4 separate regions of the Homo sapiens genome follow, and regions 2, 3 and 4 are each linked to region 1. Evidence: read pairs that join two places in POLR2A ChIA-PET (ENCODE). Cell type or tissue: GM12878. All regions are shown on one strand. Links, peaks and the distances in the headings refer to the core of each region. The heading gives the core; the rest is flanking DNA. Region 1 overlaps SMG6 (SMG6 nonsense mediated mRNA decay factor). Region 2 overlaps SMG6 (SMG6 nonsense mediated mRNA decay factor). Region 3 overlaps RPA1 (replication protein A1). Region 4 overlaps METTL16 (methyltransferase 16, RNA N6-adenosine).

Evidence for each region. ChIA-PET counts read pairs that join two places held together with the same protein. Peaks named below come from ENCODE experiments on the same cell type or tissue, not always from the same donor. Only the 100,000 strongest peaks of a DNase experiment are listed, where the experiment ranks them.
Region 2: POLR2A ChIA-PET joins it to region 1 with 7 read pairs; 4 of 35 experiments call an interaction of 5 or more read pairs at or near these places.
Region 3: POLR2A ChIA-PET joins it to region 1 with 5 read pairs; 3 of 35 experiments call an interaction of 5 or more read pairs at or near these places.
Region 4: POLR2A ChIA-PET joins it to region 1 with 5 read pairs; 2 of 35 experiments call an interaction of 5 or more read pairs at or near these places.

The regions. Positions count from the first base shown.
Region 1 is chr17:2,262,089-2,269,847 of GRCh38, forward strand. The region is part of intron 8 of SMG6 (SMG6 nonsense mediated mRNA decay factor); the gene reads right to left. Among named protein-coding and RNA genes, the nearest start is that of SMG6, 38 kb to the right of the region's middle. RefSeq lists enhancers at 3,819-4,028, 4,919-5,208. In GM12878, for the core only: no CTCF peak of the experiment used is centred there; DNase peaks (open chromatin) are centred at 4,203 and 4,573; H3K4me3 peaks cover 2,646 bases; H3K27ac peaks cover 4,955 bases.
Region 2 is chr17:2,135,103-2,142,861 of GRCh38, forward strand. All of the region lies in intron 13 of SMG6 (SMG6 nonsense mediated mRNA decay factor), which reads right to left. Among named protein-coding and RNA genes, the nearest start is that of SMG6-AS1, 49 kb to the left of the region's middle. RefSeq lists enhancers at 2,322-2,371, 3,917-4,116 and a silencer at 3,297-3,496. In GM12878, for the core only: no CTCF peak of the experiment used is centred there; DNase peaks (open chromatin) are centred at 2,379, 3,449 and 3,869; H3K27ac peaks cover 3,420 bases.
Region 3 is chr17:1,886,133-1,893,891 of GRCh38, forward strand. RPA1 (replication protein A1) reads left to right here. Exons shown (of 17, transcript NM_002945.5): 14 at 2,543-2,719; 15 at 5,701-5,808. Among named protein-coding and RNA genes, the nearest start is that of RPA1, 60 kb to the left of the region's middle. In GM12878, for the core only: no CTCF peak of the experiment used is centred there; no DNase peak of the experiment used is centred there.
Region 4 is chr17:2,447,573-2,455,331 of GRCh38, forward strand. The region is part of intron 6 of METTL16 (methyltransferase 16, RNA N6-adenosine); the gene reads right to left. Among named protein-coding and RNA genes, the nearest start is that of MNT, 50 kb to the left of the region's middle. In GM12878, for the core only: no CTCF peak of the experiment used is centred there; no DNase peak of the experiment used is centred there.

The sequences.
Region 1 (7,759 bases), core at 1,473-6,472:
AAAAATGTAAATCCATAGCGAGTATTATCACAATTCCTCTTTCCCATACGCATCAGGAGCTGCAGTCCTACTGTGTGTGTGAAAGTCAAGAATAGGACTTAGTGCCAATGATTACAACACAAAGCATAACTTATTCCTAAGCCAAGCTGGGCTTGGCTCAGAAAGCTTCCCAGAATGATGGAAGGCATGACTTTAGAGTGAGTCAACCTTTGCTAATACATAAAATAAAGCAGAGAAAGAACTATTTGAAGGATTCACTTCTAAGCTTGAGCCAAATCAAAAGCTCAAATCTATCTACATTGTGATGAATCTTCAGTTCCAACTGAGTGATCAGACAGCACCAATGTGGACATCTGTACCATGGCCCAAGACATTATAATGACAGAATCTTGGCTGGGAATCTCAGAAGCAACCATTCCTTGCAGTTTCGAACCATGCTATGTTTTTATCCATGTTGTTCCTTCTGCCAGAAAAGTCAGCTGACCACATCTACCTAAAATACTTCTTTGACTTGCAAAATTAAGGACAAAGATTACCTTTCTAGGTCGCTCTACCTGTTCACCCTGAGTTAATCTCTTTTACCTCTGTCCAGTGTATATATTTCTATTATTACATTTATAACACTTTATTGCAAGTATTTATTTACATATCCTTTTTTCTTACTAGACTGTGTTTTTGAGGGAAGGACCAACATCACTTACTTTTCTGTGTGCAGTACCTAGAATAACAATATATAAAGGTGCTCCATGAATATTTATGGAAATGACCTGAATTGGGACAGGGAAAAACTTGATTTCCTCAGAGACTACTAGCTGGCCTCAGAGGAGGTTTTACAGCAAAATGGGCAAGTGAAAAGAGAAAAAATATCTATATAAAACTTTGAAGCCACTTATTTTAGGCAACATACAAAGGTATATACTATACTGTAAGATAAAATAGATAAAAACAAGAAAGAGAAGCCAAAGAGAAAAAGATAAAGAGGTCACCAAACAGTAAGGTCACGACCGAAGATAAACGCCCTTTACACTTACTAAAGGAAGTTTGGCTACAACCTCTGGAACAATTAAAATAGAGAATCATTCTGGGTTAAAAATTCACAAATTTGCTATTATAACAATCTTACAAATGTGCATGAGGTTGAAGAAACCCATTTTCTACTAAGAGCAGAAATTTCTTCCACAGGCTTCCACAAAGACACCACGCAACACAAACAGCAATCCTTCTCTAGGTCTCTTTTTTATGTATCTTCATAGAGGCTGATGACACACTCAAGTACAAATCAGTAAAAGCAGTACTACTAGTAACCAATGTTACCTAGTTACATAGCTCTCTGATGGTTCTAAGCATGAACGACACGGAAAAAACAGTAGCAGGAGAGGTGCCTAGTGATTTCTATAATAAATGCTCAACAAATTTTGGATCAGAAGATGGAAGACAACTCAAAAAACCACTTAAGCTCTTAAAAATAAAAATGTGTGGTTAATACATTTTATAGGAACCAAAACATCAGAAAGACAGAGGGTACAGATAGTATTTTAAATTCTTTCTGGTCTAGAGAGTCTATCCACTCATACTAGGGAGAAAAAAAAGAGCACAGTTCACTTCAATACTAAATATTTATGAGTAAAGTGAAAGGCTTCCAAGAGGGGAAGAACCTGGAGTTTCCCCCTGGAGTCAAACAAACAGCCCGCAGACTGGGGAAGGATCACGAGCCAAGAAAACAACGATTTCATATTCTCTATCTTAGCTCAAATACATCAGATCTAAGATGTTGAAAAGAGGGTAGAGAGATGAAATTCTGGCACCTTTAAGAGCAAAGAGGGATTTTACAGAATGATCAAACTATGGATACAGCTCCCCAAGAGAACAGTCAGAAACAAAAACCAATATAGGAAGTTGGTGAGAAACGCAACACGGGAAAAACATAAAGGGTAGTGCAGTCTTACCCCACATAACAGGCAGTGTGTTACTATATAAAGTGAGCTGCTCCCAGAGTAACATCACCTCACTACTCCTTCCTATAGCAGCTGCAGATTGAACAAGGATCCAATGTACAGGTCTCATTCTTATTTGGAAGGCTCTTCACAGACCACAAGCTGGATCCTAAGGGACGATTTATAGTACCCCCTCACGTACATTCCAGTTGGCTGGAACTCAGCAGCTGATTGCTCCCTTGTCTAACTTGGCAAGGAGCCAAAGGAGGACTTTTCTCAGTCAACTCTCCCAAGCTGGAAAATTCTCTAATGCCAGAGTTCTGGCTTAAGTCGGGATATCAGGTTATTCATGAGATGCCAAAACTACATCTTTACATTGGCTTTGAACAAGTCCCTCAAGTACACCATACAGATTCCCACAGACCTCAAAATCATCTGGATATTAAGGCCAAAGATGGCTACTCCATCTCTCACATAGAGAGGAATGTGCTTTTCACAACACCAGCAACATCAAAACAAACCTTTCATAAATCACAAATCAATCTCAATTCTTAAAATAGGTGTCAAGCAACAAACGCAACATTAAATTACTTCCTAGGCTGGACACAGTGACTCATAGCTATAATCTCAGCACTTTGGGAGGCTGAGGTGGGTGGATCGCTTGAGCCCAGGAGTTTGAGACCAGCCTGACCCACATGGTGAAACCCCGTCTCTACGGAAAATACAAAAATTAGCTGGGCATGGTGGTGTGTGCCTGTAGTCCCAGCTACTCAGGAGGCTGGGAGGGGAGGATTGCTTGAGCCCAGGAGGCGAAGGTTGCAGTGAGCTGAGATCGCGCCACTGCATTCCAGCCTGGGTGACAGAACGAAACCCCATCTCAAAAAAAAAAAAAAAATTTCCTTAAAATCTTGTATTCCACCCTACTGAAAACTCTCCCTATTCCACTAGCTACTCAAATTCTCTCACTATTGTTAATCCCTAGGCCATCAAGATCCAAATCCCAAGTCAGGTTCTCTGAGAGGAAATGAAGGAGTAAACCTTAACAAAATGTTTTTGACCTTGTCAAGCTTCAAAAGTAGTGGTTCTCAACCAGAATATGACCACCCATCCCAGGAACTGTTTGGAAGTATGTGTGGGCCGTTACTGGCATCTAATGAGCAGAGCCAGGAACGCTAAACATCCTGCAAGGTCAGACCTGCATAATGAAGAACTGTCGGCCGGGCACAGTGGCTCAAGCCTGTAATCCCAGCACTTTGGGAGGCTGACCACCTGAGGTCAGGAGTTCGAGACCAGACTGGCCAACATGGCGAAACACCATCTCTTCTAAAAATACAAAAATTAGCAGCGGGTGGTGACAGGAGCCTGTAGTCCCAGCTACTGGGGAGGCTGAGGCAGGAGAAACGCTTGAACCTGGGAGGCGGAGGTTGCAGTGAGCTGAGATTGCGCCACTGCACTCCAGCCTGGACAACAGAGCAAGACTGCCTCTCAAAAAAAAAAAACTGTCTGCTTAAAAGGCGATAACATTCTCATTAACAATCAATTTCCTAACAGAAGAACCTTATCATTAACTGCATTCACCTCTCCCAGCTTTTACAGCAGTGGTAAATTTTTTCTGTAAAAGGTCACAGAAAATAATTTAGGCTTCGTGAGCCACGTACATCTCTGTCTCGTGTTGCTCTTTTTAAACAACTCCTGACATAAGAATGTAAAAACCATTCTTAGCTCATAGGCCACTGGCAATATTTTGCCCATCCCTGTTCTAGGGTATTACCTGAATCATTAGTCTGTTTATATTAATTTAGAGATGCTGGTTAAAATAAAGTGTGATGGAGTATGCTATAAACAACACCAATAATGCATATGACAATCTTAAAGAATGAAATATGAACTTCAGAACTTAGCCTTACCACCTAAGAACTGGTGCATGTGTTGGGCTTCTAATCACCTCTCATTCTCGTCCCCTGTGCATTTCAGGTGCTTTAGGTTTTCTTCTGAATGTTCATTTTCAAACACTTTACCAGGAAGAGCACAGAAATGCCTTTCCCCCCTCTTCAGGATCTAGTACTTTCTGTTCACCATGCGTGCCACTCAAAGTCTTTTACAATTATTGCTGTTAACATCTTCTAAAATGTCTAAACCAAACCAAGGCCTGGAAATTCTGACGGGTATCTGGGTCCTGACTTTCCGGATGGTAACTAAAGGTCACGTGGGGTGGAAAGTGGCCTGTGGGTAACACAGAATATACACACGCACGCGAACAGGATATGCTGGTAATCCGGCTTCCTGAGACCTGGTGAGTTTTGAGAGTTCTCATCAACACTCTCGGGGAGGATGAAAAACCTTAAGCTGGGAAATGGCAGATTTTAAGCAAGTGCTCATTGTTAGATCTCTGTCTACAGCAGAATGGGAAGGTACACCATTTACTCCTCTATATTTTATTTGCCTAAAAACACAATACACAAAAAATAAACAAAGTGACTACTGAGAGAGGTTTCTTCAGTGTGGAAGCTGGCGTTTGCAGCATGGCTTATGTCACGTCTCAACCCCAGAAAGATGAAGAGTGTGGTTTTGGTGTTTAACCAGCCTCAGCAGCACCCTGGCACTCTGTTTCTTCCCCCAGAGAACTCTGCTCTGTTAGAGGAAAGAAACCAACCTCACATATTGAAACAAAACGGATAGGATAAAAATAAAGCCCTGAAGTGGTTTGGTGACCGAGGTCATTTGGGGCATTAAGGGTTTATAGGTAGGGCTGATGTACTTTGAGAAACTTGCACTCACTACCAACCACAAAGACATTAGCCTTACAGTCCAGCAGTGATCTGGACAAAGCAGCCCCAATCCTTGCCTACCAGGGGCTGCTCCTTGCAACCCACCTCACATTATCAACATCTGAAAAACCCGGTTCTGGTTCTGACCTTCTTTGAGGATCCCACTAAGCTGTTTCTCATGGCCTAAGAAAAAGAAAACCAATCTGCTTCTTCCCACAGAAAGAGGCTCTAATGAACTGCTGTCATCACGTGCTGCCAAACTGCAGTTCACACACTTTTCAAATAGCTTCCAGAGTGAAGAGTACAGCCTGAGGTACATATTGCAAACTACTTTACAAAAGCATAGGACTAATTAAAGACATGAAGTCAACTCACAAAAACCCTAAAAAATTTTCTGATGCCCACCTTACAGATACGGAATCTTTTTCTTTTGAGGCAGGGTCTCACTCTGTAACCCAGGCTGGAGTGAAGTGGAGCAGTCAAGACTCACTGCAGCCTCAACCTTCCAGACCAGAGTATTCTCCCACCTCAGGCTCCCGAGTAACTAGGACCACCCACCACACCTGGCTAATTTTTTTTTTTTAGTAGAGACAGGGTATCCCTACGTTGTCAAGGCTAGTCATGAATGAACTCCTGGATTCAAGCAATCCTCCTGCCTCAGCCTCCCAATGTGCCGGGATTATACCGGCGTTGAGTCACTGTTCCCAGCAAGATATGGAGTCTTTATATCCATGAGGCCAAAAAATTAAGCTGGCTTTCTCTGTCATGATGATATAATTATGAGACAATGAAATAACTGGGTTATCACAGATAAAGCACTTACCTACTAGTGCAGAGACTCAACTATTCTTTATCATTATAGATTAAATCAGTGCTTGTGCTATCCAGAGAGAACCAGGCCAAAAGCTTTCTTTTTTAATGTATTTACTTATTTATGTATTTTTAATTATTTTTATTATTATTTTTTTTTTTTTTGAGACAGAGTCTCGCTCTGTTGCCCAGGCTGGAGTGCCGTGGCGCGATCTCGGCTCACTGTAAGCTCCACCTCACAGGTTCAAACCATTCTCCTGCCTCAACCTCCCGAGTAGATGGGACTACAGGCGCCTGCCACCACACCCGGCTAATTTTTTGTATTTTTAGTAGAGACGGGGTTTCACCGTGTTAGCCAGGGTAGTCTCGATCTCCTGACCTCGGGATCCGCCTGCCTTGGCCTCCCAAAGTGCTGGGATTACAGGCGTGAGCCACTGCACCCAGCCTTATTTATGTATTTTTTAAGTGAAATATTTTTATTATTATTAGAGACGGCATCTCATTATGTTGCCTAGGCTGGTCTCCAACTCCTGGGTTCATGCAATTTCCCACCTCAGCCTCCCAAAATGCTGGGATTATAGGCATGTGCTACTGTGTCCAGTCTAAAAGCTTTTTCTAAGCTTCATAATGGGTACTGGCTCTCAAACTATAAACCTAAAGCCTCATGATACAACTCTAGGAATTAGAACTCATTCCAACAGAAAGCAAGTCACCTTGTCTAAGGAAACCTTATAAAACCATGCTCTGATCTATAATTGTTTTGCGGGGAGGGTGGAGGAATTAGATGTGTACCACTCATACACAGCAGCTTTCACAGCAGCAGCAGCTCAGGTGCACAAACTACGCAAGGGGCACTGAAAAGACAAATGATGAGTCTAAAGAAAATATTGGGTGGGGAGCAGTGACTCATGCCTGTAATCCCAACACTTTGGGAGGCCGAAGTGGGCAGATCACTAGAGGTCAGGAGTTTGAAACCAGCCTGGTCAACATGGTAAAACCCCATCGCTACTTAAAAAAATACAAAAATTAGGCCGGGAGCGGTGGCTCACGCTTATAATCCCAGCACTTCGGGAGGCCGAGGTGGGCGGATCACAAGGTAAGGAGATCGAGACCATCCTGGCTAATATGGTGAAACCCCATCTCTACTAAAAATACAAAAAAATTAGCCGGGCATGGTGGCGGGCACCTGTAGTCCCAGCTACTTGGGAGGCTGAGGCAGGAGAATGGCATGAACCCGGGAGACAGACCTGGCAGTGAGCTGAGATCACGCCAGTGCACTCCAGCCTGGGCGACAGAGTTAGACTTCGTCTCAAAAAAAAAACGATCAGGCACGGTGGCTCACGCCTGTAATCCCAGCACTTTGGGAGGCCGAGGCGGGCAGATCACGAGGTAAGGAGATCGAGACCATCCTGGCTAACATGGTGAAACCCCGTCTCTACTAAAAATACAAAAAATTAGCTGGGCATGTTGGCAGGCGCCTGTAGTCCCAGCTACTCATAGTCCCAGCTACCCGAGAGGCTGCGGCAGGAGAATGGTTTGAACCTGGGAGGCGGAGCTTGCAGTGAGCCGAGATCGCAGCACTGCACTCCAGCCTGGGCGACAGAGCCAGACTCCATCTCAAAAAAAAAAAAAAAAAAAAAATTAGCCGGGTGCAGTGGTAGGTGCCTGTAATCCCAGCTACTTGGCAGGCTGAGGCATGAGAATCACTTGAACCTGGGAGGCGAAGGTTGCAATGAGCCGAGATCGTGCCGCTGCACTCCAGCCCAGGGTGACAGCATGAGACTCTGTCCCAAAAAAAAAAGAAAGAAAAGAAAATGCCACCTACATAACACACTTTCAAAACAAAAAACTATACATTAAAAAAAAAAAAAATAGCCCTCAAGCAAATACAACAAGTTGAGCATGTGGTGAACGTTCTGTGCTACAGGCCACCTGGCCTGGGTTTTCCACAGGGAAGCCATGCTCCTTTGCTAACCAACTTTCACTTTGCTGGTCTACTGATTAAATGCAAAAAGAAAATATACTATCCAACTTTGTGTAGCCACGTATTCCAACTCAGAAAGAAAACTGTCCTTCTCAACTTTCAATAGCACCTCTAAGAAAATCACGAGAGATTTGGGAAGAGGCAGCATGCAAAATTCCAAGCAGAAACTATGAGCTCCAGCCCTAGGGAAACAAGGTTATCACTGTCATCATCTTACAGATAGAAAACTAAAGCTCAGCCAGGTTACAGAACATGCCCAAAGT
Region 2 (7,759 bases), core at 1,222-6,221, 130 kb before region 1:
TTCCTGACCTCAGGTGATCCACCTGCCTCGGCCTCCCAAAGTGCTGGGATTACAGGCATGAGCCACTGCACCCAGCCTAATAGTTTTATTTTAAATTGACAAATAGTAATTGTATATATTTATGAAGCACAATGTGATGTTTTGATAAATGTATACATGTGGAACAATCAAATTGGACTATGTAACACATTCGTCATCTCATATACTTATTTATTTGTGGTGAGAACATTAAAAATCTATTCTTTAAGCTATTTTGAAATATACATTATTCACTCTAGTCACCATGCTGTACAACAGATCACAAGAACCTACTCCTCTTGTCTAATAAAAACTCTGTATCCTTTGCCCAACGTCTCCTCTTTCCCCGTCCACCCCCACCAACCCCAATCTTAAAAACTGAGTTATACTTAGTGACTTTATCACAAAGCAAAGCTGTCTAAGAGAACCTTATGGCAATAATGGAAATGTTCTATATTATGCTTGACAATACAGTACCCATTAGTCTCATGTGGTTACTGACCACTAGAAATGTGACTAGTGTGACTGAAGAATTGATTTTTCAATTTTACTTAATTTTAATTAACTAAGTTTTGACTGATTGATTGAAACAGTGTTCTCACTCTGTCACCCAGGCTGGAGTGCAGTGGTGCAATCACAGCTCACTATAGCCTTAACCTCTCAGGCTCAAGCAATCTTCCCACCTTAGCCCCTTGAGTAGCTGGGACTACAGGCGCTACCACCATGCCCAGCTAACTTAAATTTTGTGTAGAGATGGAATCTCACTATGTTGTCCAGGCTGGTCTTGAACGCTTGGACTCAATCCTCCCACACTGGCCTCTCAAAGTGCTGGGATTACAGGCATGAGATACCACACCTAGCCTATATATATATTTATGTGTGTGTGTGTGTGTGTGTGTGTGTGTGTGTGTGTGTGTCTGTGTGTGTATATATACAGATATAAATATATACATATTTTTTGAGACAGAGTCTCGCTCTGTCGCCCAGGCTGGAGTGCAGTGGTGTGATCTTGGCTCACTGAAACCTCTGCCCTGGGGTTCAAGCGATTTTCACGTCTCAGTTTCCTGAGTAGCTGGGATTACAGGCATGCACACCATGCCTGGCTAATTTTTGTATTTTTAGCATAGACGGGGTTTCACCATGTTGGCTAGGCTGGTCTCGAACTCCTGACCTCAGCCTCCCAAAGTGCTGGGATTACAGGCATGAGTCACTGCGCCTGGCCAATTAATTTAAGTAGACAAATGTGGCTAGTGACTGTTATCAGTCAACCACACAGTGAGCTCTAAGAAATAGAAGTAAATCATGGCATTTCTTCATTTCTATCTCATCTATCTCATTGATTCTAAATATCTGTGGCAAAATGTTTCCTTTTCGCCTGCTCCTGACACTCCTTGGAAAGTCTCCATTTCCCTATTCAGAATTTGGATTTAATGATCTTTCCAGAGGAATAGACACATATGTTCAACACACACACGCATACGCACACAGAGTCCTAAGTCAAACTCAGGGAAAACTTTACTGAATACACCAAAATAGCTGGATTCATGGAATTCACCAAAAAATGCACCAAAGACGATTCAATCCCTGAAAAGGCCTCACCTTTTTTTCCTTTTTTTTTTTTTAGCTTTTTTGTCTAAAGACACCAGAATTTCAATTATCCTTCTTGGTAAGTCCTTACATAAGTTTAGTATGTTCTTTTTATTAAATAAAACACAAGAAAAAACAGGCATGTTCTGCTCCTGAAAGATCAAATTAAGGTCAGGCATGATGGCTCACGCTTGTAATTTCAGCACTTTGGGAGGCCGAGGCAGGAGAATTGCTTGAGCCAGGAGTTCAAGAACAGGCTGGGCAACATGGTGAGACCTCTTCTTTACAAAAAAATAAAATAAAAAAATTAGCTGGGCATGGTGGCACACGCCTGTAGTCCCAGCTACCTTGGAGGCTGAGGTAGGAGGATCGCTACTTGAACCCAGGAGGTGGAGGTTGCAGTGAGCGCAGATCCCGCCGCTGCACTCCAGCCTGGGTGACAGAGTGAGACCCTGACTCAAAAAAAGGATCCAGCTAAAAGAAATGGTTTGAATGCAGGTTACTAACCACGGAACGCTTCTTGGTACAGGTTACTACTACCACACTAATAGGTAGACAGGAGAAAAGCAACTCTCCAGAAGGGAGTACCAAAAGTGGTGATATACGGAGAAATGTTTTTCCAGCTCAAAAGAAACACACTAGAACAAACACCCTAACCTTGATGACCCCCACAGGCTGCTATTCAGGTGCTCATGTTTTCGATGTGAGCCAAAGTGTCATTCCTTAAAAAACTCCTTGATGTGACTCCAAGAAATGGTGTGACAGTACTCGCTGCAGATTCGCTTACAGGCACGCCAGCAGGACCTTTCACATGCAAATGGGCTTACTCATCACAGCTGTCAGGGTTCTCGGGGAGGAGTTTAAAAGAAAAGGCAACACTTCCCTCTCAGTGAACTGAGGAGTGTGGCTGACCCTGATTAAGTGAGAATGAAGGGATAAAAGACACCTGGAGAATGACCCCAGCAAGCAGAAAGCGCCATGGGACTAGGTCTTGAGAGAACTTGATGGGAATTGAAAGTCTTTGGCTCTATAGATTCTCTGATTCAGTCAGCCCACCTTGATTGGTTTTGGCACATCCCCCACCCGCAAGCTGGCTTAGATATTCATGGACCTTAGTACAGAATCCAAATGTCCTCTGTATCTCCAAGTCAGATCTTCCTTGTCTTTACAGCAGGAGTGCCTGTCAACCATGTCATTCAGCTAGGCCTCACTGGCTCTTCCTCACACAGCCCTCATAAGACATGAGCACCACACTAGACACTTGGGGATGGCGGTTGGAGAGTAGTATCACGGAGCTCACAATCGAATTGTCCAGTGTGTAGTCTTAAAGGCAGATGCAGACAGAAAGAGCTGAGCGATGGCCCAGAACTGTGTCCACACCTGGAAAATGCCTTTGGTGTTGTTATATCACAACATGGAAATACAGTTATTTAGTAGGAGGCAGGAAAAAAAAAACACCCTGGAATTTCAGAAAGAAGAAAAAAAATATACGGTAAAGGTAGGCAGTGGCTGGGATTAGTGAAAATGACAGTGAAAGCTTTAGATTTTTTCAAATGTAAAGGTTAGGGAAATGAGAACTGGATACTCAAACACTCCAAGATAAAGAAGCCTGTCCCCCATCTACAGGAAGTTTATCCCTGACATCTAAATAGTCATGTTTTAAAATCAACAAGTTTGCTGGTTCTCAGCTGCCACTAACCAGAACCCCCAGTGGCTGTGGCCTACAGTGTAGACAGACTGTGCCCAGCCAGACTAAATGAAGACATATAACCGGAAGTCAGCCACCAGCCTGACCCCTCCCAGTTTCAGGAGGAGACTGAGCAAAACACTATCCAGCTACAGGAGTAGTAGACCAGATGCTTTAACCCTAGCAGCATGGGGTACAAAGGACCCCACATATGAATCAGCAGATTCAGAGAGTAAGTGGTCTATGACCCAAGGAAACTCTAAGAATAAGAATGGAAACTTACCAGCAAGGTCAGCAGGACTTTTGGTTTCCCCCACCTCTCTCCCTCCCTGTCCACTGCAGTTACATATTCATGTCCACAGTCACATATTTTTAAAATTTGATATAATTATCTCCTAGAAATTACTGTATGTAGCCTCTTGGGATCTAAAGCAATTAAGTGAAGATAAATGTATTTCATAGAGCAAGCTGTCAAAGGATAAAGCAATTTCATTCCCCATTTGAAGTGGAGGCTTGGGTCATGCATGGTTTATTTGAAACAAAGCCATCACCTAAAGCTGCTGATCTTATCTCTAACTCTGTTCTCCATTCCAAACTGCTGGAGATGTGTAGCGTGGCACTGCCTGAAGTTATGACATCTGGCTCAAGGCCAGCAGAACAAGCCAGCTCCTCTTCTAGGTTTCAAGCATAAGAGGACGAAAGTCATATTAAAAGACAGTAACTATACAGGTGAAGTCTGTTAAACCCTAAAAAAGGGAGATGTTTCCAGGGTATTGGGAGTGACTACAGAGGCATCTAACAATGGGGAAGTTGTGCAAGAAAAGGCAGAAGAAACAGCCCCCAAATGGGGTAGGTAAAATAAATGCCAAGGAACCAGATTTTTCTCTTCTGGGAGACACCAAACCAAACAGTGAGGCCTATTTCACCAAACAGCCTAAGAGATGGAAAGCACGCCAGACTGACAATCAAGAGCTCAGGGTTCTAGTACTATAAGACCGTGTGAAACTTATGGAAAAGTGCCTGCTTTTTTCTTTTTTTTTTTTTTGAGATGGAGTCTCACTCTGTCACCCAGGCTGGAGTGCAGTGGCGCGATCTCAGCTCACTGCACCCTTGGCCTCCCGGCATCAAGCGATTCTCCAGCCTCAACTTCCCAAGGAGCTGGGATCACAGGCGTGCGCCACCATGCCTGGCTAATTTTGTATTTTTAGTAGAGACGGGGTTTCGCCATGTTGGCCAGGCTGGTCTTGAACTCCTGACCGCAAGTGATCTGTCTGCCTTGGTTCCCAAAGTGCTGGGACTACAGGTGTGAGCCACTGTGCCAAGACATTTAACAAACAAATTTTTTTTTTGAGATGGAGTTTCGCTCTGTCACCCAGGCTGGAGTGCAGTGGTGTGATCTTGGCTCACTGTCACCTCTACCTCCTGAGTTTGAGCGATTCTCCTGCCTCAGCCTCCCAAGTAGCTGGGATTACAGGCGCATGCCACCATACCCGGCTAATTTTTGTATTTTTAGTAGAGATGGGATTTCACCATGTTGCCCAGGCTGCTCTCGAATTCCTGAGCTCATGTGATCCTCCCACCTCAGCCTCCCAAAGTGCTGGGATTACAGGCGTGAGCCACCACGCCCAGCTGGGAAACTGCCTGTTAACTAATTTTTTTTAAACTGTTAAGGGGCACTTTATTTTTGAGACAGGGTCTCACTCTGTCACCCATGCTGGAGTGCAGTAGTGAGACCTCGGCTCACTGCAACCTCCGCCTCCCAGGCTCCAGTGATCCTCCCACCTCAAACTCCCAAGTAGCTGGGACCACAGGCATGTGCAACCATGCCCAACTAGTTTTTGTACTTTTAGTAGAGATGGGGTTTTGCCATGCTGCCTAAGCTGGTCTCCTGATATCAAGTGATCTGCATGCCTCAGCCTCCCAAAGTGCTGGGGTTACAGGCGTAAGCCACTGCACCTGGCCTGACACTTTATTTTTTTAAATTCTTCATATCCAGGCCGGGTACGATGGCTCACACCTGTAATCCCAATACTTTGGGAGGCCAAGGTGGGTGGATCCTGAGGTCAGGAGATCAAGACCATCCTGGCTAGCATGGTGAAATCCTGTCTCTACTAAAAATGCAAAAAAATCAGCCGGGTGTGGTAGCACGCACCTGTTGTCCCAGCTACTTGGGAGGCTGAGGCAGGAGAATCGCTTGAACCTGGGAGGCGGAGGTTGCAGTGAGCCGAGATTGCACCACTGCACTCCAGCCTGGGTGACAGAGTGAGATTCCATCTCAAAAAAAAAAAAAAAAATTCTTCATATCCACATTGTATTCATTTTTATAACATGCAGTCAATGCAATATTTAGAAAGTAGTATTCAATTAAAAAAAAAAGCCATTGAAGCTGTCTTTAGGTGAAATCCATGCATGTCAGACCTTGTCTGAGCACTGCTTTTTACAGAAGCCTTGACAAACTGGAATTGCCTTTCAAGTATTAGTGCATTGGAATCACCTGGAGAGCTTGTTAAATGAGCCTGCTGGGCTCCACCCTCAACTGTTTATGATTCAAAAGGCTGAGGTAGGGCCTAAAACATTACAAGTTCCCAGGTGAATCTGATGCTGCTGGTAATGGCACAGAGAAATCTGGCCAGGAGAATGATCTAGAATTGCAGTGTTTAATACAGTAGCCACTAGCCACATGTGGATATTTCAATTTAACTACATTAAGATTTGTTTTTCGGTTGCACTAGCCACATTTCAAGTATTCAAAAGTCACATGTGGCCAGTGGCTACCATAGAGGATGGTGTGGAAATAGTAACTTTCCATCATTACAGTACTAAACACTGCATCATTACATAAAGTCCTATAATATTTCGCAGCACTGGCCAAGAATCTATTTGATTGCACTGGTTTGTTTAGCTTAGAGAAAAGAAAACGTAAAGAGAATTTCAAGTATAACTAAGGTGTGTCAGATATAGAAAAAACAGACTTTGTGATTTTGAGAAAACTTTTAAAAAATCATTAAGTGGGAATTACAGGAAGGCAGGCTGTGTTCAGTTTGAGAAGGAACTTTTTTTTCTTAGAGATGCGGTCTTGCTCTGTCACCCAGGCTGGAGTGCAGTGGCACAATCACAGCTCACTGTAACCTTGAAATCCTGGGCTCAAGTGATCCTCCTGCCTCAGCCACTTGAATGGCTAGGACCACAGGTGTGCACACCATACCCGCTAATTTTTAAAAAATTTTTTTGCAGAGGCAGGGTCTTGCTATGTTGCATGGCTGGTCTTGAACTCCTGGGCTCAAGTGCTCCTCCTACCTTGGCCTCCCAAAGTGCTGAGATGACAGGCACAAGCCACCTCACTCAGCCTGAGGAGGAACTTTTTATAGTGACTGTCTCATAATAGAGTAAATTCTGGGGAAGCATCTGGAGCAGAGGCCATTGAGAAAACTGGAGGACTATTTTTTCATTAGATAAGAGACTGGCCCTGATGTCTTCTAAGGAAGCTTTTAACTCCATGGTTCCTTTGTAATCAATCTGATCCAATTTTATAGTTACAATCACTGTTTACCATTTCTTTGGAATCTAGGATACTTTTCTGAAGTGTGTACTTCAGGTAGAAGAAACTTCGTTTAGTGAGGATATTTGGTGATAAACTCTGTTTTGTTTTTGTTTTTGGCGGGAGGACAGGATCTCACTATGGCTGGACTCCAATGCCTGGGCTCCAGTGATCCTCCTGTCTTAGCCTCCCAAGTGGCTGGGAATACAGGCGCACACCAGCTTCTCCCAGTCCTTATTGTTTAAAAATGTCTTTATAACACCAAAGCACAAGTAACAAAATAAAATAAACCAGATTAATTGGACTTCGTAAAAATTAAAACATTCAAGAAAGTGCAAGGACAATCAAATCATAGGGAGAAAATATTTGTAAATCATTTATCTGATAAAGGACTTGTATCCAGAATCTATAAAGAACTCCTGCAACTCAAGGCTGGGTGTGGTGACTCATGCCTGTAATCCCAGCACTTTGGGAGGCCAAGGCAGGAGGATCGCTGGAGCCCAGGAGTTCAAAACCAGCCTGGGCAACACAGTGAGACCCTCTCTGTCTGTCTGTCTATCTATCTATGAACTCCTACAACTCAATGTAATCTTTCTATCTATCTATCTATCTATGAACTCCTACAACTCAACAATAAAAGACAACCCAATTTTAAAAGTAGGCAAATATGGCCGGGCACAGTGGCTCACGCCTGTAATCCCAGCACTTTGGGAGGCTGAGGTGGGCGGATCACCTGAGGCCAGGAGTTCGAGACCAGCCTGACCAACATGGAGAAACCCCGTCTCTACTAAAAATAAAAAAAAAAATTAGCCAGGCGTGGTGGCGCATGCCTGTAACCCCAGCTACTCGGGAGGCTGAGGCGGGAGAATTGGTTGAACCTGGGAGGCGGAGGTTGCGGTGAGCCAAGATTGCGCCATTGCACTCCAGCC
Region 3 (7,759 bases), core at 956-5,955, 380 kb before region 1:
TACTGTGTGTCTCCATTGAGCTCTCGGGTGAACAGGTGCATTGTCAATGAGCAGTCATATTTTTAAAGGAGTCTCTTTTTCTGAGTAGTAGGTCTCAACAGTGGGCTTAAAATATTCAATAAACTACACTATAAATAGATATGCTGTCATCCAAGCTTTGATATTCTATTTATAAAGCAGAGGCAAAGTAGATTTAGCATAGTTCTTATGAGCCCTAAGATTTTTGACATGGTCAATGAGCACTGGCTTCACCTTATAGTCCCCAGCTGCATTCGCGCCTAACAGGAGAGTCAGCCTTTCCTTTGAAGCTTTGAAGCCAGGCATTGATTTCTACTCTCTAGGACGAATGTTCTTGATGGCATCTTCTTCCAGAAGGCTATTCTGTCTACGTTGAAAATCTGTTGTTGAGTGCAGCCACCTTCATTGGTGGTCCTAGCTAGATCTTCTGGATAACTTGCTGCAGCTTCTCCATCAGCACTTGCTGCTTCACCTTGCACTTTTGTTATGGTGACGGCTTATTTCCTTAAACCTCATGAACCAACATCTGCTGGCTGCCATCTTTTCTTCTGCAGCTTTTTTTTTTTTTTTTTTTGAGACAGAGTCTCACTCTGTCACCCAGGCTGGAGTGCAGTGGTGCAATCACAGCTCACCTCAGCCTCTGGAGTAGCTGGGACTACAGGTGCACACCACCGTGCCCTGACAGATTTTTGTAGAGACTAGGTCTCACTATGTTGCCTGGCTGGTATCGAACTCCTTGGCTTAGGCAATCATGTTGCCTCTGCCTCCCAAAGTGCTGGGATTACAGGTGTGAGCCACTGCACCTGGCCTCTTCTGCAGCTTCCTGACCTCTCTCAGCCTTCACAGAATTGAAGAAAGGTGAGGCCTTGCTCTGGGTTAGGCTTTGGCTTAAGAGAATGTTGTGGCTTGCTTGATATTCTATCTAGACCACTACAGCTTACTCCATATCAGCAGTAAGGCTGTTTGCTTTCTTATTTGTGTATTCAAAGAAGAGAGACAGGAATACTTGATTGGAGGATCAGTCAGCATACATACAACATTCATCAATATAAGTTCCCCATCTTATATGGGTGTAGTTGGTGGCACCCCAGAACAACTACAATAGTGACGTTAAAGATCACTGTAGGCCAGGCGCGGTGGCTCATTCCTGTAATCCCAGCACTTTGGGAGGCTGAGGCAGGCGGATCACCTGAAGTCAGGAGATCGAGACCATCCTGACCAACGTGGTTAAAACCCCGTCTCTACTAAAAATACAAAAATTAGCTGGGCGTAGTGGTGCATGCCTGTAGTCCCAGCTTCTCGGGAGGCTGAGGCAGGAGAATCGTTTGACCCTGGGAGGCGGAGATTTCAGTGAGCTGAGATCATGCCACTGCACTCCAGCCTGGTGACAGAGCGAGACTCCGTCTCAGAAAAAAAAAAAAAATCACCATAACAGATATGATAATAATGAAAAAGGGCCAGGCATGGTGGCTTACTCCTATAATCCTAGCACTTCGGGAGGCCAAGGTGGGTGGATCACTTGAGGTTTGGAGTTCGAGACCAGCCTACCCAACATGGCAAAACCCCATCTCTACTAAAAAATACAAAAATTAGCCAGGCGTGGTAGTGCACGCCTGTAGTCCCAGCTACTTGGGTGGCTGAGGCAGGAGAATCACTTGAACCTGGGAGGTGGAGGCTGCAGTGATCAGAGATTACACCACTCACTGCACCCCAGCCTGGGCGACAGAGCGAGACTCTGTCTCAAAAAATACATATATAATGAAAAAGTTTGAAATCTTGCAAGAATTACTGTCTTTATGTGACACAGAGACATAAAGTGAGCACCTGCTATTGGGAAAATAGTGCATTTACTTGACCCAGGGGTGCCACAAGTCTTCAATCTGTAAAAAATGCCGTATCTGTCAAGTGCAGTAAAGCAAAGCACAATAAAGTGAGGTGTGTCTGTAGTTGCAGCAGAGACTGTGACCAAATGGCTGCTAAGGCCTGAAATATTTACTGTTTGGCTTTTTACAGAAGCAGCTTGCTGATCCCTGGCCTAAACAAGGAAAAGGTGAATCTAGGCCTAGACACGACTGCCGTGTTTTGAGCGCGGGAGGGATGGTTGATCGTTGCTGCACTGGGTGTTTGTGGTCCGCATTCTGTATTTCCTAGATCTGTGGCCTTTGGAGGGTCAGAGGATCGGGAGGAACAAATCTTTGTCTTTCATACAGTGTTCAAGCAAACAGGAAAACAATTTCACTTTTAATTAACTTAGTGTAATTTAGGATTAACTCTTTTATTGTGAAGGAATTATCTGCCTCAGAACTTGGCTTATTAGAACTTGGCTTATTACCTTCATGGGTTTTGTACTCGGCACATGTGATTTCTAAAACTACAGAATGAATGATTCCCTGTGATCATGTGTAATCTTGAGGATGTAGAAACACTTACCACCTAAACGTAAGGGCAGGCTTTGAGCTGCCTCTCGGTCCGATCCTGGGCGGGCTCGCGACTCCGTGCCTCATGCTGTTCTTTTCTCCCGAAGCCGGACTACTTTAGTTCTGTGGCCACAGTGGTGTATCTTCGCAAAGAGAACTGCATGTACCAAGCCTGCCCGACTCAGGACTGCAATAAGAAAGTGATTGATCAACAGAATGGATTGTACCGCTGTGAGAAGTGCGACACCGAATTTCCCAATTTCAAGTACCGCATGATCCTGTCAGTAAGTAGCCTCGGTAGATGAGAACCACGGTTGTGTTCACGGAGGCCCTCCCGTGTGCCAGGCACTGTGGTCACAACAGTAGAGACAAAGCATTCCTGGTAGGAAGCCCGCAGATGAGTAGGTGTGGAAGAGCTTATCCATCCGCTTTTTCATGCCAGAAAGTGGTGTTGAGATACCCCAGCTGATTCAGTCTTTCATGCACGTCATACAGCCATAGCGTCAGTGACACTTGCCTGCTAACTGCTATGAAGATAAATTAATTTGAAAACGGCATTTATAGACAGCACTAATTGTACTTACACAGCCAATGCCCGTATTTAGTCACTTTCATGTGGATAATCTATTCTCTAGCTTTAGTATAGCTGACTTCAGAGGAATGTGACGGTGTGCTGATGTGAGATTGTTGCTTTTTTGCATTTTAAGAATTGTTTCTTTCTGTTTTAAAAACCTTTTTAAAAAAGTTGTAAAGTTGGGTTTAAAAAAATTTTTTTTTTTTTTTAAGAAACAGGGGTCTCACTCTGTTGCCCAGAATAGAGTGCAATGGTATCATCACAGCTCATGGTGGCCCCAACCTCCCGGGCTTAAGCAGTCCTTCCACCTTGGCCTCCCAAGTAGCTGCAACTACAGCTGTGCACCACCACACCCAGCTAATTTTTAAAATTATTTTATTGTAGAGACAGGGTCTCGCTCTGCTGTTCAGGTTGGTCTCAAGTTCCTGGCCTCATGTCATCCTCCCACCTCAGCCTTCCAAAGTGCTGGCATTACAAGCCTGAGCCACTGCACCCGGCCTTAAGATTTTTATTTTGTTTTGTTTTGTTTTCAATGATAGAACTAGGCGATAATAGCAGTTTAAGAAAACAGTTTAAGGCCGGGCACAGTGGCTCACTTTTGTAATCCCAGCACTTTGGGAGGCCGAGGCGGGTGCGTCACCTGAGATCAGGAGTTTGAGACCAGCCTGGCCAACATGGTGAAACCCTGTCTCTACTAAAAATACAAAAATTAGCCGGGCGTGGTGGCGGGTGCCTGTAGTCCCAGCTACTCGGGAGGCTGAGGCAGGAGAATCGCTTGAACCCGGGAGGCAGAGGTTGCAGTGAGCCGAGATCACACCACTGCACTCCAGCCCGGGCGACAAGAGCAAAACTCCATCTCAAGAAAAGAGAAAAAGAAAACAGTTTCACATTTTTCCAAAGGATGATTTGGCAGTAATATATCAGAAGCCTGAAAAATGTTCATATTGGCCAGGCGCAGTGACTTGTGCCTGTAACCCCAGCACTTTGGAAGGCTGAGGCAGGATGATTGCTTGAGGCTGGGAGTTCGATATCAGCCTGGGCAACATGGCAAGACCCTGTCTCTACAAAAAGTAAAATTAGCTGGCTGTGGTGGTATGCACTTGTCCCAGCTACTCATGAGGCTGAGGTAGGAGGATCGCTTGAGCCCGAGAGGTCAAGGCTGCAGTGAGCCATGATCGTGGCACTGCACTCCAGCCTGGGTGACAGAGTCAGACCCTGTCTTTAAAAAATAAATAAATAGGCCGGGCACGGTGGCTCACGCCTGTAATCCCAGCACTTTGGGAGGCTGAGGCAGGCGGATCACGAGGTCAGGAGATCGAGATCATCTTGGCTAACACAGTGAAACCCTGTCTCTACTAAAAGTACAAAAAAATTAGCCAGGCGTGGTGGCGGGCACCTGCAGTCCCAGCTACTAGGGAGGCTGAGGCCGGGGAATGGCATGAACCCGGGAGGTGGAGTTTGCAGTGAGCCACGATCGCGCCACTGCATTCCAGCCTGGGTGACAGAGCAAGACTCCATCTCAATAAATAAATAAATTAAATTAATAAATGATAAATAAAATGAAATGTTAGCTTAGCAGGACAGTTCTACGTTTAGGCTCATTTTTTGTAAACTATAAACTTTTCATTGAACTAAGATGAAGAAAATTTGTTTTAGTTTGTGGAAACATCAGCCTTTCTGTTAAACTCCACAGCGCAATCTCCCGCACACTTGTTTGATTTGATATTTATCACACGTGTGCGTCATTGTAGTTCTTGCCCTGTGTGATGAGATGCTCTTTGCTTCTTAGAAGGATAGCGTGGGTTAAAGGAAGTGTGAGCCCAGGGTGTGATACCGTTGCTGTGTATTGAGAGCGCTTTTCACTTTTAACTGGTTTCGTCACCTTATTTTTCGTCATAACATTCTCTCTATTAAAAGCCTTGTACCCATGCAAAATGAAGATGTAAAATCGTCAAAATGATGCCTTAAAGAAAAACCACTCGTGTTTCTACAAAGGCTTTTACTTCAGCAAGTGGATTCTTTGAGATCTGCTTTCTTCCTTGACTTTGCCCTGTTTAATGTTACACCACAGCCCAGTGGGAGACATTTGATTGCTCATTTCCTTTGCCAGGTCAATTTGGTGACTGACAGAGGCTCACGGGCAGGCTCTTCAGTTGTCTGGGTGCCCAGCAGTGACAGAGCCGTCTCATGGAACTCCTCCTAGGAACTACAGAGTGGGCAATTGAAAATGCAGAGAACTCCCCCGATTCACTCAAAACCCTTCATCCAAAGCCAGCTGCACCTCGACAGGAACTAATCTGATGGGCCTCTCTCTGTCACCCAGGCTGGAGTGCAGTGGCTCGATCTCAGCTCGCTGCAACCTCCGCCTCCCGGGTTCAAGTGATTCTCCCGCCTCAGCCTCCTGAGTAGCTGGGATTACAGGCACCCGCCACCATGCCTGGCTAATTTTTGTATTTTTCGTAGAGACGGAGTTTCACCATGTTGGCCAGGCTGGTTTCAAACTCCTGGCCTCAAGTGTTCCACCCGCCTTGGCCTCCCAAAGTGCTGGGATGACAGGCATGAGCCCACTGCACCTGGCCCTCTCTGGAAATTATTTTAATAAGTGGAAAAAGAACATTAACCTCTCCCCATCTTCTCAGTGTGTCTTTTTATTATTTCTTTGCTGAAATAATGTAGAATTGTGTTTTTTAGGTAAATATTGCAGATTTTCAAGAGAATCAGTGGGTGACTTGTTTCCAGGAGTCTGCTGAAGCTATCCTTGGACAAAATGCTGCTTATCTTGGGGAATTAAAAGACAAGGTCAGCCACATATTTTATTATAACTTCTATAACTTTTAATGGTTCTCATTCTATAACACTGACCCCACACATTTTTTTTTTTTTGAGATGGAGTCTTGCCCTGTTTCCTAGGCTGGAGTGCAGTGGCGCGATCTCAGCTCACCGCAGTCTCCGCCTCCCGGGTTCAAGTGATTCTCCTGCCCCAGCCTCCTGAGTAGCTGGGATGACAGGCACCCGCCACGATGCCCGGCTAGTTTTTGTATTTTTAGTAGAGACGGGGTTTTACCATGTTGGCCAGGCTGGTCTCGAACTCCTGACCTCATGATCTGCCCGCTTCAGCCACCCGAAATGCTGGGATTACAGGTGTGAGCCACCACACCTTGCCCAACACTGGCCCTCTTTTTGCTGTTTAATATTTTTTAGTTTGTTTCTTTTTGGTATTGTTTGTATACAGTTTCTCAGCCTGATAATTATTTAAGAGCTCATCTGATGTTATCTAATCTTGTCCATTTGGGATGTGCTTAACAGTGAAATAATGTATATAAAAGTACTTTAAAACCAAAGCACTTTCTAAATCGAAGCCACCCGTTTCTCCTGTTCCTATTAGCACATCAGAGCTAGTGTGCCTGAGATGACTTAGGTCGGGAGGTGTCCCTGAAACAACCTGAATTATTACAGGCATGCTTTTTTAACATAGTAAATACCTTCCAGAAAAGTTGAGTCAGATCCTGGTTAAAATGCACGTATGTCAAGTTCCTGGGTCTGTCCTATAAAACAATAATAATAAATGCACATATAAGGTGCCTGCCATTTCAGCCCATCAGATGCAATTCTTATGCGGTGACTTTCTTCCGTAAGGTAACTTTGTCCATTTCATTTTTATAAGTTTGCATTTTCACATATTAGGTTTATTTAATGTACAGAATAGATTGCTAATAATGCTGAATTTAGGAAAGGTAGTTGCTCAGGTAAAACATAAGGAAGACCAATAAAAGCTATGTTTTCTGGGCCACATAAATGGGCACCTTTCTGTAGATGGCTTTTCCCCCGATTTCCTCCAAATTGGTTGGAATACTTGTAAAGGCCACAAAGATGAAAGGCTTTGCCATTTGTTCTGGTGTGTTTTTCTTTTTCTTCCTGTCCCCAGTTCTGTCTGTTTGGGCTCTGCCCTGACTCTTTTTTTAAATTGTCCATGAGAGCTCTCAAAATAGTCTCAACAAATCCTGTTACAGAAATAACTAGAATTGACTTTAAAGTGTGATAGTATCTTTTGTCTGTTTTTACCTGGTCTTCAATTTTCGTATCAGATTTTAAGGCCCGAGTAAGCCTTTCAGGATTTTTATGAGCTTATTATATTTGACTGTTTTTTCTGCCGGTGAATGAGGACATATAGAAACTTCCCCGAGGAACCGTGAGATCCTGGAGTTCGCACTCCACGCCCCTCATCTTGGAAGCATAATGGCAGCCGGTGTAATTTTCTCAAGCTTTAACCCATTGTTTTATTTTCATATCTGAAAGTCCATTTGGTTTGGGTTTGGGTTTTGATCAAGTAACCTTTACAGAAAAGAGTTCTGTATAGCAAAGCTGCTTTCACGCCGTGCGTGACTTGCAAAAAACACTAGGTTGGTGTGAACTATTAATTAGTTTTTCTTTTTTTTTGTCAAAGGTCTCAATCAACTCTGTTAATATAGTTATTACACATTTATTTATGCATCTTTATACAAACTATATTCTCTAATTCTTGTCTGTTTACCAGACTTTTTTTTTTTTAATAAACTTAAATTGCATTTGAGGAGTGAGAGAGGGAAAAGGATTGTTTTTAGGCCTTCCCTAGCCTTTGCGCACCTCAACAGTCTTCTCTGCTTGCACACCAAATCAGTAGCTATAAATACAGAGGCTGAAATCACGAATTATATTGAACTTTCTTCTGAGTGTTTTTCCTTTTTTTCTTTTTTTTGAGACAAGGTCTTGC
Region 4 (7,759 bases), core at 1,487-6,486, 190 kb after region 1:
AGGTGGGGGGGGTCAGCCCCCCGCCCGGCCAGCCGCCCAGTCCGGGAGGTGAGGGGCGCCTCTGCCCGGCCGCCCCTACTGGGAAGTGAGGAGCCCCTCTGCCCGGCCAGCCGCCCCGTCCGGGAGGGGGGAGGGGGGGTCAGCCCCCCGCCCGGCCAGCCGCCCAGTCCGGGAGGGAGGTGGGGGGATCAGCCCCCCGCCCGGCCAGCCGCCCCGTCCGGGAGGGAGGTGGGGGGGTCAGCCCCCCGCCTGGCCAGCCGCCCCATCCGGGAGGGAGGTGGGGGGTCAGCCCTCCACCTGGCCAGCCGCCCCGTCCGGGAGGGAGGTGGGGGGGGTCAGCCCCCCGCCCGGCCAGCCGCCCCGTCCGGGAGGGAGGTGGGGGGATCAGCCCCCCGCCTGGCCAGCCGCCCCGTCCGGGAGGTGAGGGGCGCCTCTGCCCGGCCGCCCCTACTGGGAAGTGAGGAGCCCCTCTGCCCGGCCAGCCGCCCCGTCCGGGAGGGAGGCGGGGGGGTGGGGGTCGGCCAGCCGCCCTGTCCGGGAGGGAGGTGGGGGGGTCAGCCCCCCGCCCGGCCGGCCGCCCCGTCCGGGAGGTGAGGGGCGCCTCTGCCCGGCCGCCCCTACTGGGAAGTGAGGAGCCCCTCTGCCCGGCCACGACCCCGTCTGGGAGGTGTGCCCAGCGGCTCATTGGGGATGGGCCATGATGACAATGGCGGTTTTGTGGAATAGAAAGGCGGGAAGGGTGGGGAAAAAATTGAGAAATCAGATGGTTGCCGGGTCTGTGTGGATAGAAGTAGACATGGGAGACTTTTCATTTTGTTCTGTACTAAGAAAAATTCTTCTGCCTTGGGATCCTGTTGATCTGTGACCTTATCCCCAACCCTGTGCTCTCTGAAACATGTGCTGTGTCCACTCAGGGTTAAATGGATTAAGGGCGGTGCAAGATGTGCTTTGTTAAACAGATGCTTGAAGGCAGCATGCTCGTTAAGAGTCATCACCACTCCCTAATCTTAAGTACCCAGGGACACAAACACTGCGGAAGGCCGCAGGGTCCTCTGCCTAGGAAAACCAGAGACCTTTGTTCACTTGTTTATCTGCTGACCTTCCCTCCACTATTGTCCTATGACCCTGCCAAATCCCCCTCTGCGAGAAACACCCAAGAATGATCAATAAAAAAAAAAATAAAATAAAAAAAATAAAAAATAAAAAAATAAAAAAATAAAAATAAAATTTAAAAAAAAAAAAAAAAAAAAAAAAGAGCATCCTGGCCAACATGGTGAAACCCCATCTCTACTAAAAATACAAAAATTAGCTGGGTGTGGTGGTGCGCGCCTGTAGTCCCAGCTACTTGGGAGGCTGAGGCATGAGAATCGCTTGAACCTGGGAGACAGAGGTTGCAGTGAGCCGAGATTGCGCCACTGCACTCCAGCCTAGTGACAGAGCAAGACTCCGTCTCAAAAAAAAAAAAAAGTAAAATACTAATAAAATAAATCAACTGTATTTTCTTATAGTAGCAATACCTAACTAGAAATTAAAATTTTAAAATGCCATTTACGGTAGCATGAAAATACATAAAATACTTAGGAATAAAGTTCGTATAATGTGTGTAAAGGTGAAAGATATTGAAGACCTAAATAAATGAACAGCTAAACCAGGTTGGAATGGAAGACTCATTATTGTTAAGGTATCAATTCTTTCCAACTTGACCTATAAATTCAACACAATCCCAACCATACATTTTCATGAAAATTGATAAACTGATGCTAAAATTTATATGGAAATGCAAAAGATTTCAAGTAGCTAAAACAAATTTTTTTCCATAAAGACAGGGTATGCCTATGTTGCACAGGCTGGTCTCAAACTCCTGGATGCAAGCAATCCTCCTGCCTCAGCCTCCCAACGTGCTGGGATTACAGGCGTGAGCCACCATGTCTGGCTTAAAACAATTTTGAAAACAAAAAACAAACAAAAAAAAACAAAGATAGAGGATTTATACTGCCAGATTTCAAGACTTCTACAAAGCTATGATAATTCAGACCATATGGTACTGGCATAAGATAGACACAGATTAACAGAATGGAACAGAGTCCAGAAATAACTCACTTACACGGTCAGCTGATTTTAAACAAAGGCCACTAAAGGTTTGGTCTTTTTAAAAGAGATTTATAGAAATGGAAAGGCAACTATAGACTGGGAGGAAATACTTGCAAAACACATTTGACAATGGACTGTATTCAGAATCTATAAAGAACTGCCAATCAGTAAGATTAATAAACCAATAAAAAGGAGATACAGGAATGGCCAATAAGCACATGCGGATACTCCCTATCACCAGCCACCAGAGAAATGCAAATTCCAATCATAATGAGATACCACTACCTACCCGTTAGAACAGATACATTTTTAAAAGGTGACAACAGTACCAAATGGTGTCAACGGAAACTCTCAGATATTGCTGGTGGGAATGTAAAATGCTGTATAGTCACTTTGAAAAGCAGCTTCTTAATAAAGTTAAACATACACTTACAACAGGACCAGGAGTCCTACTCTCAGGTATTTACTTAAGATGGAGGAAAATTTAATTAGACACAAAAAATTATAAGCAAATGTTCAGTTTTATTCCTACTAGCCAAAACCTGGAAATGACCCAAATGTCCTTCAACTGGCAAATGGATGAACGAACTGTGGTATACTCAGCCTATTTAGCAACAAAAGGGACAGGCCACTGACACAAAAAATCATGGATATGCTGCTACGTGAAAGAAAGCAGACAATCAAAACCTACATTTTCTATGACTCCATTTGTATGAAAAGTCTAGAACACACAAAACTGTTGTGACAGAAAGTACATCAGGGCTACAGGAAGCTGGGAGCAGAGTGTGGACAGACTGCAGAGGGGAACAGGAAACTTTTCAGGGTGATGGAAATGTTCCACATTTGTCTAAACTCATCCAACTGCACACTTAAATGGGAGTTACTCAAGTTTACCTCAGGACGACTGACTGAAATATATAAATTTATAAATGGGATTATCTTATACCTTCAAATACACATAAAATAAGGTTAACCATATCGTAACGTTTTACATGTTTCCTTCTTGTTTTGTAACAGCTTAGCCAAACTAACAATACATATTCTGTCTCCTGCTTTTCTCACTAAGCATTATAATCAACCTGTGTCATTCAAAATTCACCTAATCGCATTAAAAGGGAAATTTCAGATTAAGGGATATACATTCAATATTTAATTGTTTATATACAAAATGCCTACTACAAGATGAATTTTCAAGAATTTAATTTCAAGAATTTAAATTTCAAGAAATTTCAAGAATTTAAATTCTAAGAGAATTTAAGAGCCTCTAAAATCACCAATTAGGTTAAAACTGTATGAAACTGACATTTTTATACATCAAAAACTGTTTTATAGGTCAAAAACTATTGAAGACTGGCAATCTGGTATTTCGACCTCATACATTAAATAACATAAATGAAAAATCTAATTATTTTAAAAGTATGAAAAATACTATTATATTACTTTAGAAACAGTGGGCATCAACAAATATTTTGTCTTCACTGTGAATTCAACAAGAGGTGACCACATCTATTTTTGTTTAGGCAATCCTTTTTCCCTTTGAAAATAAAGAAATAATTGTTATAGCTAAAACACTTTAAACAAACCCCGGTAAAGTTATTTAAAGGATAATAAATTTCATTTGGTGGTTTAAAAATGTTTAGAAGAAAAATAATATGTTCCCTTTAAGAAAGTATCATCGGGCACAGCGGCTCACGCCTGTAATCCCAGCACTTTCGGAGGGCGAGGTAGGAGGATCACTTGGGGTCAGGAGTTCGGGACCAGCCTGGCCAACATGGGAAACCCTGTCTCTATTAAAAAATACAAAAAAATTTAGCTGGTGTGGTGGTGCGCACCTGTAGTTCCAGGTACGCAGGAGGCTGAAGCAGGAGAATCGCTTGAACCCAGGAGGCGGAGGTTGCAGTGAGCTGAGATGGTGGCACTGCACTCCAGCCTGGGTGACAGAGGTAGACTCTGTTTCCAAAAAAAAAAAAAGAAAAGAAAAGAAAGAAAGTGTATAAATGGATTCATTAACCAGGAATTTAAAGCCTTGGGTATATTATGAACAAGAGGAAGGAAGAGAAATCGGGAGCAATTAGTGCTGACACAGTAACAGCATAAAACAGGTTAACAGTTTCCTTTAAAACTAGCATTCCTCAACAGATTAGATAGATCAGAGCTATCAGAAGCCAAGAAGCGGCACAGAACAACAAAAAAAGATACTGGCTTGGCGTGGTGGCTCACATCTGTAACCCCAGCACTTTGGGAGGCCGAGGCAGGTGGATCACTTGAGCCCAGGAGTTTGAGACCATCCTGGGCAACATGGCAAGACCCCATCTCTACAAAAAATAGCTGGGCATGGTGATGCATGCCTGTGGTCCCAGCTACTAGGGGGGCTGAGGTGATAGGATCGCTTGAGCCTGGGAGGTCAGGGCTGCAGTGAGCAGTGATTGCACCACTGCACCCCAGCCTGGATGACAGAGCAAGCCCTTGTCTCAAAAAAAAAAAAAAAAAAAAGATACTGTAAGGTTCTTCAGGAGATGAAGGAAAAGAAATATTTAGAAGACAAGAAAAGCTAGTAATAGTTAAACATGCCATTGATACTTAATAGACACTCGGGAGGGAGTTCATATTTCTTTTAACCTTTGCACTAAACTGAATACCACACTGCGAATCATTTCAGATTGAATGTCATATATACGCTGTTTTCAGCAACAGTTGTATTTGTTATGGAAAAAGCAGAAGTCATTGGATGTGTTAAAAATCCTATTTTAGCTGCACATTTTAAATATGCCTACCCACTAGATCCTAGCTACTCTCAACGGGCATCTTGTGACAACTAATCAAAATGCAAGTGGAAAAAAAAATGAAGAAAAGGAAGATCTAGTCACCCAAGAGACTTTGAATCCATTAAACTATTTTAATGATGAAAGTAGCACTCTACTTATTACAACATTTAGGAATTCCTCTGAGATGGTAGGTTTCAAGAAAAATTATTTTGAAATAATTTCAAACTTTCAGAAGAGTTGCAGGATTCGCGCAAATGACTCCAGTATACCCTTCACCCAGATTCACCAATTACATCTTCCTTCATTCTGTGTGTATGTGTTTTTTCCTAAGCTGTTTGAGAATCAGTTACAGACATCAACATGTCTCATTAACTGTAATATTTTGGCATGTCCATTTTAAAAGCGTGTATTGTTTTTTGTTTTTGTTTTTGTTTTTTTTAGACTTTTTTTCAGACAGAGGCTCACTCTGTCTCCCAGGCTGGAGTGCAGTGGTGCAATCTCAGCTCACTGCACCTCCACCTCCCAGGCTCAGGCGATTCTCCTGACTCAGCCTCCAGAGTAGCTGGGATTACAGGCATGTGCCACCACAACAGGCTAATTTTTGTATTTTCCCTAGAGACAGGGTTTCACTGTGTTGGTCAGGCTGGTCTTGAACTCCTGACCTCAGGTGATCCACCTGCCTTGGCCTCCCAAAGTGCTGGGATTACAGGTGTGAGCCGCTGCGCCCCCACGGAAACAAGTGTATTCATTTTTGTAACCACAGAGGAATTATCAAATTGCTAAAACTTAACACTCATTCAATACTATTATCTGGAATACAGTCCACACTTAAATTTCACCTGTTTATCCCAATATTCTCCCCGATACAAGGCCCCTTAGGATTGCGAATTTCATGTACTTGTCATGTCTCTTTAGCCTCCTTCAATCTGGAATAGTTCCTCAGTCTTCTTTTACTCTCATGACCTTAATGTTTTTGAGGAGCTGATTTTACACAGTCCCTCAACTGGGTGTGTCTGAAGTTTCCACGTCATTGGATTCAGATGACACATTTCTGGCGTGAAGAGCACGGAGGCGCTGCTTGTCCTTCCAGGTGCGTCACATCAGGAGATGAGCACCTGGTCAGGGAGGTGGCCTGTGCTTTCTCCAAAGCAAACTCTTTACTTTGTAAACTCCCACACTTCTCTCTGTAACTGTAAGTAACCTAAAGGGGGAAGGGGTGGTTCTTTGAAACTAGGTAGTTATCCTGTTCCTTTTCAAATTTCCCTTTGCCAATTGTTCCACGAATCAATTATTACTATGATTGTTGCAAAATTTAAGAGCCTCTAAAATCACCAATTAGGTTAAAACTGTATGAAACTGACATTTTTATACATCAAAAACTATTTGATAGGTCAGAAACTATTGAAGACTGGCAATCTGGTATTTCAACCTCATACACTAAATAACATACATGAAAAATCTAACTTTAAAAGTATGAAAAATGCTATTACATTATTTTAGAAATAAGTAATATAATAGTTTATTATTCTTTCTATATTTATTCATCGGCATCCACTCTATCCCCTGTATGTACTGTATCTTATTCAATGGGTTATAAGTCATTATTGTCATTATTCATCTTGAAACTCATGTTGTCCCAGCTTTGCCCTGAGCTCACTCTAGGTTCTTCTGACATGTCATTTTTTGAGTATGTCATTACTTTCTGGTACTAGAAGATATTCCAGGCTCATTGTGTATTCACCCCAACTCAGAAGTGGAATTTACCGTTTCTCCAAAAAACTTTTTTTCCCCTCACTGGGGAACGGTTATTTAGAAACTTATTAAAAACTCAAGTGAAGTATAATATAGAAAAACAGGAAAGCAGAGGTTTGGGGTATAAGCAATTATGAACCTTACCTAAAAAGTTCTCTAAGTAGTAAAATCCAACACCTTGCTGCCTATAATAAATTACCAGAACAAATGCCCCTAGATATTCAACGGAGCAGCCCCAATGTCCACCTGATCTCAAAATTTACTATTTAAACTATCATAAATTTCGAATCTATATAACTAAAAATAAACTTTTATCCTATGCTCTTATAAGTGATTTTAATTATTCACTTTTTGACATGGATAAGACTATATTATTATTATTATTTTTTTTTTTTTTTTTTTGAGACGGAGTCTTGCTCAGCCGCCCAGGGTGGAGTGCAGTGGCATGATCTCAGCTCACTGCAACCACTGTCTCCTGGGTTCAAGCAATTTTCCCATCTCAGCCTCCCAAGTAGCTGGGATTACAGGCACCCGCCATCATGCCCAGCTAATTTTTGTATTTTAGTAGAGACAGGGTTTCATCATGTTGGCCAGGCTGATCTTGAACTCCCGACCTCTGGTGATCTGCCCACCTTGGCCTCCCAAAGTGCTAGGATTACAGGAGTGAGCCCCCACGCCCAGCCAAAAGACTACATTATAACAAGCAAGTGGAACCAAGGCTTTTAATTTGTTATCCTATTTATTTATTTATTATTTTTGAGATGGAGTCTCGCTCTGTTGCTCAGGCTGGAGTGCAGTGGCGCAATCTTGGTTCACTGCAACCTCTGCCTCCCAGTTTCAAGCGATTCTCCTGCCTCAGCCTCCCAAGCAGCTGGGATTACAGGCACGTGCCACTATGCCCAGGTACTTTTTTTTTTTTTTTTTTTGAGACGGAGTCTCACTCTGTTGCCCAGGCTGGAGTGCAATGGCGTTATCTTGGCTCACTGCAACCTCCGCCTCCCAGGTTCAAGCGATTCTCCTGCCTCAGCCTCCCAAATAGCTGGGACTATAGGCATGCACCACCACGTCTGGCTACTTTTTGTATTTTTATAAAGACGAGGTTTCAACATGTTGGCCAGACTGGTCTCAACTCCTGACCTCAGGTGATCCGC